Linked DNA regions of Homo sapiens: region 2 is linked to region 1. Evidence: read pairs that join two places in POLR2A ChIA-PET (ENCODE). Cell type or tissue: MCF 10A. All regions are shown on one strand. Links, peaks and the distances in the headings refer to the core of each region. The heading gives the core; the rest is flanking DNA. Region 1 overlaps NIN (ninein). Region 2 holds the start of ATL1 (atlastin GTPase 1).

Region 1 (2,915 bases), core at 152-2,651:
TGAGACGGAGTCTCGCTCTGTTGCCCAGGCTGGAGTGCAGTGGCGCGATCTCGGCTTACTGCAAGCTCCGCCTCCCGGGTTCACGCCATTCTCCTGCCTCAGCCTCCCGAGTAGCTGGGACTACAGGCACCCGCCACCTCGCCTGGCTAATTTTTTGTATTTTTGGTAGAGATGGGGTTTCATTGTGTTGGCCAGGATGGTCTCGATCTCCTGACCTCGTGATCCGCCCACCTCGGCCTCCCAAAGTGCTGGGATTACAGGCGCAAGCCACTGTGCCCAGCCTGCCCCCTTCTTTTCATTTGGCTCTCTGCAGTTTATCCTTCAGGTCTCAGTTTAGACATTGCTTCTTCCCGATCTAACAAGTCTAAAGTATCCCATCTGCATAGCAACATAGCATCCTGAACTTCCTTGTCATAGCACTTAAAATACTACCCTGTTGTATTTCCTGTTTTCTTGTCTGCATGTCTTCATTAGCATATAAACTTCTTGGGGCAGGAAATATGTTTGTCCTGTTCATGGTTGTTCATGGTTGTATTACCAAGACCTAGCACAGTACCTAGCACAAAGAGAAGCACTCAGTACACATTTATTGAAGAATAAATTCATAAATGCATGTGTACAGATACTTGTTGGTTGATGGATACTGGATATTTGCTTTGGCTGGGTTTAATTGGTTGTGATAGGTTTTGCTGTTGAATAAGTGACCTAGCAAATGAGGACAAATCCTTGGTGAAATGCTGCAGAAGGCTGTGTGGTGTTTCTTAGGAGTCTCGTCCTGATTGGCTGGTTAACTGAAGAGAACTCATCTAGATGGATACACTAGAGAGTCCTGAAATTATGTGACTCACTTAGATGATGATTTCAGAGCCAGAGAGTGATCTGCTCTAGGAAAAGCTAGGATAGTTCTTTCTGAATAAGTTCTAAAGCACACTAATCTTCTCTTGCCTTCTCTAGCACTGGAAGACGCAACGCAGTGAGGAGTATGAAGCGGAAGGTAAGAGCCGAGTGTGTCAGGACGTGCCTGGAAGGGAAGGGCCGCCGGGTGCTCTCCACACCCGGTCTTTCTGATCTCTTATGCTGCAGGCCAGGGGAATTAACATTAAGAACAACAGCAACAAAAAATTTATTCCCAATTGATAGCTTTTAGTTTTAAAATCCTAGCATTTAGTATCATGCAAGAGATGGTAACTAAGATATATAATTTTACTTACGGGCTAATTTCTCTCTTATACAGACTTTCAGATTAATTTTCTAACAGTCTTAAATAGTGACCTATTAAAGTGCATCCCTTGGCCAGGTACAGTGGCTCACGCCTGTAATCCCAGCACTTTGGGAGGCCAAGGCAGGAGGATTACTGGAACGCAGTAGTTCATGACCAGCCTGGGCAACATGGCATACCCCGTCTCTACTAAAAATAGCCAGGTGTGGTAGCACATGCCTGTCGTCCCAGCTACTCAGAAGGCTGAGGTGGGAGAATCCATTAAGCCCGAGAGTTGGAGGCTGTAGTGAGCCGTGATTGTGCCACTGCACTCCTGCTTGGATAACAGAAGAGACTCTGTCTCAAAAAATAAAAATAACAATATAAATTAATTAATTAATTTAAAAATGCATCCCTTGACAAGTTTCAAATGTATTTAAGAAGCATCAGAACACGTTGATCCTCTGGCCACCAGATGGCACTGTGGTTCAGCTAACAGAACCTCAGCCCACTTCACAGCCCTCTGTGGATTAACTGTACTTAAGTGTAATTACAACCTGTTCTCTAGGTTGAAACGCCACAGCAGTAATGGGCTTAATTCCTGTCACTAAAGAGTGGGAGTAGCACTAAATACTGCTTTCAACCCTCTGAGGTTCTTCCAAGCACACAAAATTGTGCCAGTAATTATCTCATGTTTAAGTAATGACTTTACAGAATCTCTAATGTGTAAAGCAAAATTTAGAAGTGAGGGCTTTTAATAGAGAATAAATAAGAAGTTTTGATTTTTAAATAAGTAGTTTGATCCTTAAGTCTTCAAATGAAATTTAATGTATAGATAACTGGGAACTTATAGCTTGCAACCATTGATTTTTTTTTTTTAATTTCAGTTGGACTGTTGGTTTCTGTATGTCAGAATATTCATATGTAAGGATTTGGGAACAGGCTAATGTTGAGACTTTTATCATGAAATTATTTTCTTTTCAGTAAAAGATGCTGTAGTACTTAGGCTGGAAAGAAAGTGGAGGTAATACATTCTGGTAGCTATAGTTGAGATAGAGCTTACAGAGTTCTCGATAATGGCCCTCAACCAGCCTTCTTTCTCTATGATCACTATAGCCTAAGCTTGTGATGTGCTCAGCTGAAATAAAACAAGCCTAGAACTTTGCAGTATTGCACAGGAGATTATATTTATTACACCGGTATGACTGTCAGGGAGCCAAAAAGTACCCATTTACTCTAGTTGCAGCCTTAGAACCATTGATTCTGTTTCATGGGAGCTTCAGGACCAAATCAAAATGGAATTGACATTTATTGCCTTTTTCTTACAGTATTTATTTTCAAAAAGCACAGTTTTCTTTAAGAATAGGCACTCTCTCTTTGCAATTCCTTTGGAAACCGTGCAACATATGCTTCTCTCTCAGGCCAGTTAAGGTTTTGGAACCCAGATGACTTGAATGCTTCACAGAGTGGATCTTCCCCTCCCCAAGACTGGATAGAAGAGAAACTGCAAGAAGTTTGTGAAGATTTGGGGATCACCCGTGATGGTCACCTGAACCGGAAGAAGCTGGTCTCCATCTGTGAGCAGTATGGTTTACAGAATGTGGATGGAGAGGTAAGCCTCGCAGTATAATTCAGGAATGATAATGATGGTAAAAGTGTAGTTGACCACATGCTAGGAACAGCTGTAGTGTGGCTCTCTGCAGCTTGTTAGGCTCCA
Region 2 (2,915 bases), core at 167-2,666, 220 kb after region 1:
GGGAGGTTGAGGCAGGAGAATGGCGTGAACCCGGGAGGTGGAGCTTGCAGTGAGCCCAGAAGGCACCACTGCACTCCAGCCTAGGCGACAGAGCAAGACTCCATCTCAAAAAAAAAAAAGTTTATAGCCAAAGGAAATTCTGCGCAATAATGATCCAAAGCTTCATAAAGGAGAAAAATTTTAATCCTCAGAATACATTTTCACATGCTTCTGTTAACAGGGTGGAGACAACAATTCATGGAGACTGAGACCAAAAGTGACTTGAATATACGCACCCTAATTGTGTGTGTTCAATAAATTCCTATTCTAGAGGCCAAGAGAACGGGTGGAAAGGGGATACACTGCAAATGCTTACTTAAATTTCAGAAGAAGGAAATAAAACTTATTGCAATAGTCAGGTAGGTCTGTTAAAACTGAAGTTTCATGATCTCAGAAAATGGAACCACTTTCTCTTAAACTCAGCTAAGTCATGACAGACCTCCCCGCTCCAACTCTCCATGCCTACCACAAACCTTGGATAATCTCCCAAATGTAAACCTTGTCTACCGTATCCTGTGACCATTAGAACAATCAGAGGCAAGGAGATACACGGTCTTTTGATTAAAGTAAACTGAAATAACCAATTAAAATTTACATTTGTGCCTCTCGCTCAAATAAACAGTTATAGAAGAGCTCTCACTGAGATGTGGAACAGAATCAAGCAGCTCTGAACTTTTCAAATAATAACAACTGTTATTTCCAAATAACAATTTCTAAATAACAAGCTGATGAACAAAATATTTATTTACCCACCAAGCCACAGTAGCCTGAGACATTCTCTGGTTCAGATAATAAAATAAATGCCTTAGAGGGCTTTCGTTCCTAAGATGCTGGTGAGTTTAGCACTGTGACTGCAAGAAATCGGGAACCTACGACAAAAAGACGCCCAGCCTGCCCACACTAACCGTCCAGAACTAGGTCTGGAGCAGCAAGGCGGGCGGGGCCGCGATTTCTTCCGCATCGCTGCGCCCGTTCTTCTCCGCCTGCGTGAGCACCGCCCACCCACTCGCGGTGTGAACATACTGGGTCTCGCCTCTCCTTTCCCCTCCCCTCGGCCTGGTGCTGAATCATGAGCCCAATGTCTCCAAAAGGTAAAATCAAAGAACAAAGCCACCCTTGGGGCTGGTCTGAATGGGGTACCACGTCGGGGTGGGGCAGAAGGCTGGAAACCACAACTTTGCTCTCCTTCTTCCCCAATTCCCCCACCCAACCCCCAAATTAAGAGGAGTACTGCAGTGCTCAGGAATTCCCAAGAGGGTGGCCCTTCTCCCAGTTGCTCGGTCTGCTACCGTCCGTCCGGGACCCGGCGCGCTCCGCCTCATTGTTCCAGCGCGCCGCCCGCCGCCCGCCGCCGGGAGCCCGCGCCCTGCAGAGCCAGCGAGTTGGCGGCTCCCGGGGAGGGGGGTTGGGGCTTGGCCTGCTCTAGATCCCCGACCCCTCGCCCCTCTGGGGCCGAGTAACAACAGCCCCCTGCCCACCCCCATAGCCTTCCTCCCAACCGATCGCTAAGGCGGAACCCACAAGTCCCCGGAGGCGCCTGGTGGGTGCTGTCCAAATGCTGGGAGGAGGCGGGAGGGGGGTGGGGAAGAAGGAGCTGGAGGCCCGGCCTGCGCGAAGCTGCAGCCCTCACCCCGACAGCGCGATTCGGTGACGCGGGTACCGCTCGGCCATGGTTCCTCCGCCCAAACAGGGAGCGGCTCGGCTACGGCCCGTCTCCCAGCCGTGGACGCAGGCACCTAGCAGCCCTTGGCCCTCCCTGTCTCCACAGAAGCAGAAAGTGGAGGGCCAGAAGACCCCGTGCAGGCTGCAGAAGTTCTCATTTGCTACTCACCCCAACTGTTTCTGTCCCTGCGGTTCTTGGCCATGGTGGTCCAGGAGCTGGTGGCGGTGAGGCGCTGTCACTGCGCTCGCTGCCTTCTCCGGGGCCGCAGGTTGCTGGCGGTGGGAGGCTCCGTGCCCGCGCTGGGCGCAGTTCGCTCAGACTCTGAGGATGTTGCTGTGGCGCTGGTGGGAAGGAGTGGGGAGGAAAAGGGAGGAGAAAGCAGATGAACCAAGCTCAGCATCACAAGCCCGAGTTCACACAGATACCAGCGTCACACCCTCCCTACCTCAGTCCACCCCCAGACCGTGAAGACAGTGATAGACCACGTACCGCAACATTTTCAACGGAAAACACAAACAAATAAACAGCACCCCCCTCGAACACACTCTCAAAGAATTTAACAGCGTTATCAGAAATACACAAACCGATATACTGCATGATTCTGGATGTTCAAATACCTGTTTCAAGCACGGTTATACATTAGTACAAACAAGCTGGCAACATTTATATAGCCAAAGTAGCTAAAATAATGTGCATTTATCTACGAGGCACCCATTTTTTTTTCCATTTTAAAAGCAAGGTCATGTTAGTAAAGAGGGTATCATGCATTTTTGTATATGTATACTGAGTAGTTTGTCTTAAAATTAGAATAGCAAAATTTATATCAAGAAGATCAAGATAAATGAAAGCTGTAGATTCATTACGATCTGTAACTCAATATCCACTGGGTAAAATTTCCCACTAGATTTGCAAAGATAAGGTCCAGACCTATAGTCCAATAGCAATTATTTGAGCTGAAATCATACTACATAGTCTGGGTATGGGTGGGCCCTGGCAGCCATAAAGGTTGCAGACAATTTTGAAAGGAAAAGAAAAAAAATAAAAATACTTTCAATCTTTCCCTTTTCACTGCTTTCTCTCTGCTACAAACTTAGTTGTTTTCAGTAACCTGGAAACACTGTCCCTTTATACTACCTCAACCTCAAGATACCATCATGCCGTCCCTTACAGTTTCCTTCTGCCATTTGGTTGTTACTCACACTCTGTACTGATC

Evidence for each region. Peaks named below come from ENCODE experiments on the same cell type or tissue, not always from the same donor. Only the 100,000 strongest peaks of a DNase experiment are listed, where the experiment ranks them.
Region 2: POLR2A ChIA-PET joins it to region 1 with 23 read pairs; 3 of 35 experiments call an interaction of 5 or more read pairs at or near these places.

What each region holds. Positions count from the first base shown.
Region 1 is chr14:50,776,844-50,779,758 of GRCh38, reverse strand. NIN (ninein) reads left to right here. Exons shown (of 31, transcript NM_020921.4): 6 at 955-994; 7 at 2,620-2,810. Among named protein-coding and RNA genes, the nearest start is that of NIN, 53 kb to the left of the region's middle. In MCF 10A, for the core only: a CTCF peak has its summit at 1,673 (motif pointing right); a DNase peak (open chromatin) is centred at 1,688.
Region 2 is chr14:50,559,255-50,562,169 of GRCh38, reverse strand. ATL1 (atlastin GTPase 1) reads right to left here and starts at 2,025. Exons shown (of 14, transcript NM_015915.5): 1 at 1,871-2,025. The coding sequence starts at 1,904. It also overlaps a transcript of MAP4K5 not described here. RefSeq lists a silencer at 1,331-1,690 and an enhancer at 1,432-1,931. In MCF 10A, for the core only: no CTCF peak of the experiment used is centred there; a DNase peak (open chromatin) is centred at 1,629.